Regions from separate parts of the Homo sapiens genome. Here region 2 is linked to region 1. Evidence: read pairs that join two places in POLR2A ChIA-PET (ENCODE). Cell type or tissue: OCI-LY7. All regions are shown on one strand. Each heading gives the region's core, and the rest is flanking DNA. Links, peaks and the distances in the headings are about the cores only.

Region 1 (4,394 bases), core at 252-4,251:
AGATGGATTGAAGTTTCCTCCAATCCCCTCATTTGGCAGCCTTCTGATTAAACCTCTTTCTCTGCTGCAACATAGTGTCTCAGCATATTGACTTGCTGTGTACATCAGGAAATGGATCTATTATGGTTACAAGTTTTGCCATTTCTGGCAAGGGGTTATATTTTAGGGGTGAATTTAGTTATTTTTTTAACAGTGTAGTCTAAGTGACATTTTTCTGTTTTAATGTTAAAATATGACCCACGAACAAACAAGATTAAGTCTGGATTTTCTAAAGGAATTTCTAATCTATTTAATGCACAGATATTTCACAAACATAGGTTAGACAGTCAAGAATTTCCTTTTCTTCAGGTGATGGAAGGAAAGTAATAGGATTTTCCAAGATTATAACAATGATTAGAAATATGTAACAGAGAAGGTAATAGGATTTCATAAGAGATAAGCTTATTTACTAAGAAATGTTGTATATATTCAGTGAGAACCAAAGATTACACAGCGTGAGGGACCATGAAATTTAAAGGAGACTCCAAAAACAAAAACAATTGCTGAAGTCTCTGCTAGTTTAGCTGCTGCTGTGGCTACTCAGACTAACCACACAAAGCTACTGAAGGGCTCTTTTTGTTTTTTGTTTTTTTTGAGACAGAGTCTCACTCTGTTGCCCAGGCTGGAGTGCAGTGGCGCAATCTCGGCTCACTGCAACTTCCGACTCCCAGGTTCACGCCATTCTCCTGCCTCAGCCTCCTGAGTAGCTGGGACTACAGGTGCCCGCCACAATGCCCGGCTAATTTTTTGTATTTTTAGTAGAGACGGGGTTTCACCTTGTTAGCCAGGATGGTCTTGATCTCCTGACCTCGTGATCCACCTGCCTTGGCCTCTCAAAGTGCTGGGATTACAGGTGTGAGGAAGGGCTCATTTTTAACTCAAGAAAGACTCGTTCATATTTAGATTCCCAAAGAAGCGGTTTGTTACAAAGACTGGTTAACTCATATAGCTTCTTTGAACAGACACTTGTTGGAACTCACAAAATAATATCTGAGCCAAGAACAGTGGCTCTCACCTGTAATCCCAGGACTTTGGGAGGCTGGGGCAAGATGACTACTTGAGCCCAGGAGTTTAAAGTTTAAGACCAGACTAGGAAACATAGTGAAACCCTGTATCTACAAAAAATAAAATAAAAATTTAGCTGGGTGTGGTGGTATGTACCTGTAGTCCCAACTACTTGGGAGGCTAAGGTGGGAGGATTGCTTGAGCCCAGGAATTCGAGGCTGCAGTGAGCAACAGGGCGAGACCCTGTCTCAGAAAAAAAGAAAAAGAAAATGATACCCCAAAATATGGTGCTTTGACATGCTACACTGAAGAAGCAGACTTAAAGTCTATCTCTATGCTACCTCCCTGTCTCTCATTCTCTTTCCCAAAGCACCAAGAGGGACTCTCCTCTGGAATTTTCATATGGGACTAAGAAAAATTCTTCCAACAGAAATGCAATTGTCCCAGCCTGGCCAACATCTCTACTGAAACCCCGTCTGTACTGAAAATACAAAAATTAGCCAGGCACGATGGCACTTGCCTGTAATTCCAGCTACTTGGGAGGCTGAGGCAGGAGAATCTCTTGAACCTGGGAGGCAGAGGTTGCAGTGAGTTGAGATCGTGCCACTGCACTCTAGCCTGGGTGACAGAGTGAGACCCTGTCTCAAAAAAAAAAAAAAAAAAAAAGAAATGCAATTGACTTAAGAACCCCTCCCCAGGAATCTCATCAAATAACCAGGAAAAATTAGCCACCTAGAGAGGAGAAGCTACAAGGAATCACCACACCCAGACAGGCTTTTCGTCTGTTCATCTGAGGGCAGGGCCCACAGATTATGTGGAAGACTTTATCTGTGTAATGAGACAAGCTTTGTTTCTGTGCCATTCTGCCCCTCACCCTCCCATAACTTGCAACTCTTGGTCTCATCTACAAAATAGTCTCATTTACAAAATAGTATCTGCTGCCATAAATCTATATAAGCCTCGACCATCTGGCTCCTCTTCTAGTCTCATACTTTGTATATGGCTCCTGTATCCATATGCATGTTAGTAAGTTTTGCATGCCTTTTTCTCCTATTAATCTGCTTATTGTAAGTTAATTTTCAGTGAAAATGTAGAAGGCAGAGGGGAAGCTTTCCCTTGACTTCTACACACTGTTGGGCGCCCACTGCCTGAAAAAGCCAATGTCAACTAGGAGTCTTCTTAATTGTGTCTTAGTTAGTGGCTTAGCAAAGTTTCAAATGGCCTATAATCTGTCAGAAGGATTTATCTCCTTGGGATGTGCTATGGTCTGAATGTTTCTGTACCCCCCAAAAACCGTATATGTTGAAATCCTAAGCCCCAAGGTGATGGTGTTAGATGATAGGGCCTTTGAAGTCATGAGGTCATTTGGGCTGAGCCCTCATGAATGAGATTAGTGCCTTTTTTTTTTTTTTTTTTTTTTTTTGAGATGGAGTCTTGCTCTGTCACCCAGGCTGGAGTGCAATGGCGTGATCTCAGCTCACTGCAACCTCTGCCTCCCAGGTTCAAGCGATTCTCCTGCCTCAGCCACCCGAGTAGCTGGGATTACAGGCGCCTGCCACCATGCCTGGCTAATTTTTTTTTTGTATTTTTAGCAGAGACGGGGTTTCACTATGTTGGCCAGGCTGGTCTCGAACTCCTGACCTCAGGTGATCCACCCGCCTCGGCCTCCCAAAGTGCTGGGATTACAGGTGTGAGCCACTGCACCTGGCCATTAGTGCCTTTATAAAAGAGATACAAAACAGATGCAATGTTATGTGCCTGTAGTCCTAGCTATCAGGGAGGCTGAGTCAGGAGGACGCTTGAGCCCTGGAGTTTGAGTCCAGCCTGGGCAAGATAGTGAGACCCCATTTCTAAAAAACTCTATGTAAGGAAAGTTTGGTTTAAAAATAAAAAAAGACACAGAGAGACCCTTGCCCCTTCCACCATGTAAAGACACATGGAGAAGGCACTATGAAGTGAAGTGAGAATGAGGGCCCTCAGCAGACACTGAATCTGCCTTAATCCTGGAATTCCCAGTCTCCAGAACTGTGAGAAATAAATTTCTGTTTTTTATAAGCTATCTAGTTTATGATATTTTGTTATAGCAGATTGAACCAACTAAGGATAAATCATGTCCTAGCTAATGAACTTTACTTTTATAAAATTATAACTTCTCTTTGGAAACCTTATGGCATTTCTGAGCTAAAACAGCAAGTAAAGAGATGGAATCAGTCTTAGGATTTACCTCATCTTTAGAACACAACAAAAAGTAATCTACATTTGGGGTTTATGTTGTTTATCTTTGTTGTTGTTGTTTATTTGTTTTTTTACTTAAACATAGCATCTTATTATGTTGCCCAGGCTGGTCTCGAACTCCTGGTCTCAAGCAATCCTCCCACCTCAGCCTCCAGAGTAGCTGGGACTACAGGCATGCACCACCACACCTGGCTTCCATTTTGAATACAGGTAGAATCACTGAGAAACTTACATTCTTTGAATTCTTGGTTAAGGAATTGTGAAAAGTAGGAGTGTACCTCAATAAAATTCTAGGCGTAGTTGCCCAGGACTATTGTTGATTTTCCCAGGAAAAGGCAAACAAATATAAACTCTTGATCTAAAATATCAAGGGGCTGGGCATGGTGATTCACACCTGTAATCCCAGTATTTTGGGAGGGTGAGGCAGGAGGACTGCTTGAGGCCAGCAGTTCAAGACCAGCCTGAGCAACCTGGTGAGACCCCATCTCTATGAAAAAATTTCAAAAATTAGCCAGGTGTGGTGGCATGTGCCTGTAGTCCCAGCTACTCAGGAGCCTGAGGTAGGAGATTGCTTGAGCCCAGGAGGTTGAGGCTGCAGTGAGCCAAGATAATGCCACTGCATTCCAGCCTGGGTAACAGAGTGAGACCCTTTCTCTAAATTAAGTAATTAATTTTAAAAAATAGCAAACAGTGGAATTTCCTGGGAGAACCATCAACTCTTTAATAGAAGTTATCAAATAGCTTACATCCCAAATCTCACCACAAAATTCTTACCTTGCTGTGTCTACCAATTCTAAACTATAAATCCATTTAATTCATGTAATGATCTATATCTAATCCTAGTCAACACCATCACACATACTGGAATTAAAAGGTTTGCCTTAAATCAAATTTCAACATCTCAATAAATATCCCAACTCTGTTCTTCCTTCTCTGAGACACTATTAAGACTGTTGAAGTAGTGTTCTCTCTCACTACAGTAAGCAATAAACAACTTTGTCTTATTAACAGGTTGATTAGGTGATTTGGGGGAGCCAGCTTTCGACAGTCCCTGAAGATCAAGGATTATTTCTTATTTATTTCCGTGTTTTATAACATCTAGTAAAGCATAAGAT
Region 2 (4,394 bases), core at 94-4,093, 290 kb after region 1:
TTTTCCTCCAAGGGATGTTTAGTGTTTTTAAAAGAACCTGATGGTAGAACAGAAAATCAGAGTTTAACCCAAGGTATCACCCTTCTAATGATAGTATTTCCTGTACTGCTAAGAGCATAATCTGGGGCTTGGTAGCCTCTCAGAGATAGCACCTTGTGTTGTCCCCTTTAGGTTAGAGCTGCGGAACCAGCACCAGCCACTGAACATGAAGAAGGTTTTGACTTTATCTTTTTAAATTTGCATTATTCAGACCCATGTCAGAGTCCACGAAAATTCTTGCAAATGTGTTTTTGTAAGAGCTGGGTGTCACCCTGCTTCCCCGTATTTGGTGTTGGCCAATGGGAGAGTTATGGGAATGTCATATTCCTTCCTCAAAGCCACTTAAAGCTGTGCTAAATTTGCAGGGTTTTTTTTTGATAATGCTTTCTCCTCAGGGTACTCTCTCAACTTACTCCCTTCAGGAAAATTTCTTGAATGAATAGTCCACCAGTGCTGTCTCTGCTTTCTCAACACCAGATCATTCTGCAACCTCTTGCAATTTGGCTGCTATCTCTAGTCATGTTACTAAGTTATCTTTCTCAAAGAATCTCCATTGGTCACCCAACCATCATAGCCATTGGTCTTCAGCCTTCACTTCTGACTGGTTATTCTCTACCTGGGGGCATTTTTCTTTCTTTTCTCCCTCTCTTCCTCTTCTTTGGCTGGCGTTACTTTTTTCAGTCTCTGAAGGGAAGCTCACTCCTAGGAGACTTGCTTAATAGAATGTTTATCGCCTGCATGTCTTTAGCAAAGAGGTGTCTGGAATTCCCATCTGGGATTTATTAGTCTAAATATTCAGGTGGTCCAGTGCCGGATGTTAGTTCTTAACTTAAAGGAAACAAAGTTTCCAATCCGAGGATGGTGAGATTGCTGCTGTTCTACAGTGGGCAGCCGCTGCTGGTGTCTTGCTTGCCCTGGAAATGCCATCAACTGAAATGGAATTTTGTTCAATCCATCTTATTAATAGTTCCTAAAGCAATTGTGGTGGGGTTGATAGGTGGCTAGTAAGGTTGCCTCTGTAAAGATAAGCACAATCCATTAATTAAGTCTGGAGTCCACTGGACTTCTACCGGGGATGTTTGCATTTGCTCGGCACTCTGTTTATAAGGATGTCGAAGGAAGTGCGTCCATTCTGTGCATGTTGTAAAACAGAAGGTTTGCAGCTGTCAGATTTATTTTTTTCTTGGCTCCTTTTCTGACAGAACTTTTGTAAACTTGATAGTTTTATAGATTGTCGAAAATTACTAACCTCGGTTCTGCAGATGCCATGCAGATTTTCTTGTCTTGTTTTCTTTCTTTGAAGATAGCAGATATTTATGTACATAGTTTCTTGTAAGGTACTTTTTGGGGAAGAGGAGATTAAGATTATTCTTATATGCTATCATAATTCAGTATTATGAAATTATTAAATGATTATTTTATTAGTTATATAGTGCTTTGAAAGTGTCCAGCATGCATTGTATGCTCTAGAAAGGAGAACAAACAAATGCAAGGTATAATCTTGTGTTTTAAATAGCTTATGGAGCTGCCTCAAAGACAACTAACATCAAGATTATCAACTTTAAGTATAGCACAAGTTCACTGTAGAAGTATAGGTCCACTGTGGGCTTCAGTAGGCTTTTAAGAGGAGTTGGGACCTGAGTATGGCTTTGGGTAGGGTAAAAAGCGGATATAACAGCTGAAAAAATAGACCAGCAGCAGCTGCCCCCGCTGTGTGACCACACAGGGTGTCATGATTCATCATAAGGTTTGTCTCAAGTAATTTCCAGTTAATGAAAACAAGTGTCAAAAATTTCTGAATGATTCCTTTTCAAACCACTCATATCTATGTGTGTGTGGGCGCACATTCATGATTTTGCCTCAAGTAGCATCATTCACACTCACTTGCATTGCCATTGCTTTCTTTGAGAGTGAGAAGTTGGTACTTCAGCTGGTGTATTAGTCTGTTTTGCATTGCCAAAAAGAAGAACCTGAGTAATTTATAAAGAAAAGAGGTTTATTTGGCTCCTGATTCTGCAGGCTATGCAAGCATGGCACCAGCATCTGCTCAGTTTCTGTTGAGGCTTCAGGAAGTTTTTCCTCATGGCAGAGGTGAAGAAGGAGCAGATGTGTCACACAGAGAGGGAGCAAGAGAGAGGGGAGGAGGTACCAGGCTCTTTTAAAGAACCAGCTCTCGCATGAACTCATAGAGCAAGGACTCACTCGTTACCATGGGGAGGGCACCAAGCCATTCATTAAGGATCCACCTCCATGACCCAAACACCTCCTATCAGGCCCCACCTCCATCACATTTCAACATGAGGCTTGGAAGGGACAAACATCCACACTGTAATAGCTGGCATCCTGGGAATGGGGCCTCACCCACAGCCTGTCCTATTGGTGTTGCCTTCATGGGTGCAAGGACTGAGGCAGCCAATTCTTGTGTGGCAGGTATGAATTAACATATTTCTAGCCTCAGTGAGCATTTGAATTTTCAACCCACTGTCTTGTTTAAGGGAAACTAGCTTAAAATCTGTTAGGCAACGCTAACTAGAGATGATGGCTTTACTGACTGCTGCAGGAATGGAGAGAAAAAAAGGCCAATCCAGGAAACATTTTGATGTGAGATTAGAAATAAGGGGAGACAGAGCAGCATAAGTCAAAGATAATTGTAAGGTTTGTAGCCCCCAGTGCCTAAGTGAGAAAAATTTATAAAGAAATATAATATTAAGTACGGTTAATATTAAGGCTCCATCTGTGCCTTCAGGGATACCCCTAGATAGGGCGAGCCTAAGGAACCATTCAAGCAGACAGGTCCTAATGGCAGCTGGAAACATGTAGGCTAGAGCAGAGCCTTCCAAATGTTCTTGGCTCATGCACCCTTAGTGGTCTCAGTAATTTTTTTCATGCCATTTCTAGGACAAAAGAAATACTTAGCAGTTTCATTTGTTAAGTACTTAGTTCCAAACAACTTAGTATTTCTGTATTGATAACTTTGTAGTTGTACAAAATAATACATATATATTGAAATATTTAAAAATAATGTTTTTACGTTACTCTTCATTTCTTAATGGAATGTATGTACCTGTTGGGCATTGCATATATTGGTCAGGGTCTAATGAGAATATAAAGTACACAGTAATTTAAAGGAAAGTTTAAAATAAACAAGTATTAGCTAGGAAAACAATATGACAGTTCCTTTAAAAATGAAAAATAGAATTACCATATGATTTAGCAATTTTACTTCTGGGTATATACTCAAAAGAATTGAAAAGGCATCTCAAAGAGATATTTGTAAACCAAAACCCAAAAGGTGGTAGCAATCCAGGTATCCATCTACAGAAGGATGTATAAACAAAATGTGATATACACATACAATGGAATATCACCCAGCCTTAAAAAGGAAGAAAGGAAGGAAAGTCTGACCTGCTACCATGTGGATGAATCTTGAGGATGTTAAGTGAGATAAGCCATCACAAAAAGACAAATACTCTTTAATTCCACTGAATGTAAGTTACCTGGAGTAGTCAAATTTATAGAGACAAAAAGTAGAATGGTGGTTGCCAGGGGCTGACAGGAGCAGAGAATGGCGAATTAGTCTTCAGTGGGTACAGAGTTTCAGTTTTGCAAGATGAAAAAAGTTCTAGAGATGGATAGTGGTGATGATTGTACAACAATGTGAATGTACTTAATTCTCCTGAACTGTATATTTAAAATTATTAAGATGGTAAATTTTATACTATATGTATTTTGCCACAATTTTTAAAAAATACAAAAGAAAACTGTTAAGAAAAAGAGAAGTAGTTCACTATAATGGGGACTAGCTAACAGGAAGTAAAGAGAACTTTAAATAACAGAGGAATAGCAGATATAAGGAGCAGCCCCTACCCGTGGGCCGTGGGTCTGATAGAGCACCCAAACACATGCTTCTCTCTGCTCCAGACCTTGCTGGAGAGGTCATGGCCTGCTGTGGCTCCTGGGCTGGCAGAGAAGTCACTGGGGTGCTATGCTGGCAGAACTTGCTAGAAATCTACCCTCTAAGATGCTAAGGAAAGCTATTCATGTGGAGGTCTTTCACTGGATGCATTCTGCTGCAAAATCAACCGAGAGGGATGCCAGTGGAAGCTGCTGGAGGCTGGGAGGTGCTGACCATCATGTTCAGCAGGAGCCAGTTGCTGAAGAAGGTGTGGATACTCTAGGAGCCATGCGTGTTTGCAGCAGCCTGCAGAAAGAGTGTACCGGAACCAGGAAGGAAAACTGCTTCTTTCTGTAATGTCTCTACAGTACTCTCCACTGATGAAGCTTAGAATGGTACCAGCTAACAAAAGAAAAAATATGTAAAGGTCCCTTCTGTGTCTTCACATAGTGAGTAATGA

Evidence for each region. ChIA-PET counts read pairs that join two places held together with the same protein. Peaks named below come from ENCODE experiments on the same cell type or tissue, not always from the same donor. Only the 100,000 strongest peaks of a DNase experiment are listed, where the experiment ranks them.
Region 2: POLR2A ChIA-PET joins it to region 1 with 13 read pairs; 3 of 35 experiments call an interaction of 5 or more read pairs at or near these places.

Annotation. Positions count from the first base shown.
Region 1 is chr5:119,050,734-119,055,127 of GRCh38, forward strand. The region is part of intron 1 of DMXL1-DT (DMXL1 divergent transcript); the gene reads right to left. Among named protein-coding and RNA genes, the nearest start is that of DMXL1-DT, 18 kb to the right of the region's middle. In OCI-LY7, for the core only: no CTCF peak of the experiment used is centred there; no DNase peak of the experiment used is centred there.
Region 2 is chr5:119,342,109-119,346,502 of GRCh38, forward strand. LOC102723444 (a long non-coding RNA gene) reads right to left here. Exons shown (of 5, transcript XR_007058912.1): 5 at 1-4,336. It also overlaps a transcript of TNFAIP8 not described here. Among named protein-coding and RNA genes, the nearest start is that of TNFAIP8, 12 kb to the right of the region's middle. In OCI-LY7, for the core only: no CTCF peak of the experiment used is centred there; DNase peaks (open chromatin) are centred at 133 and 1,774; H3K4me3 peaks cover 3,452 bases; H3K27ac peaks cover 3,399 bases.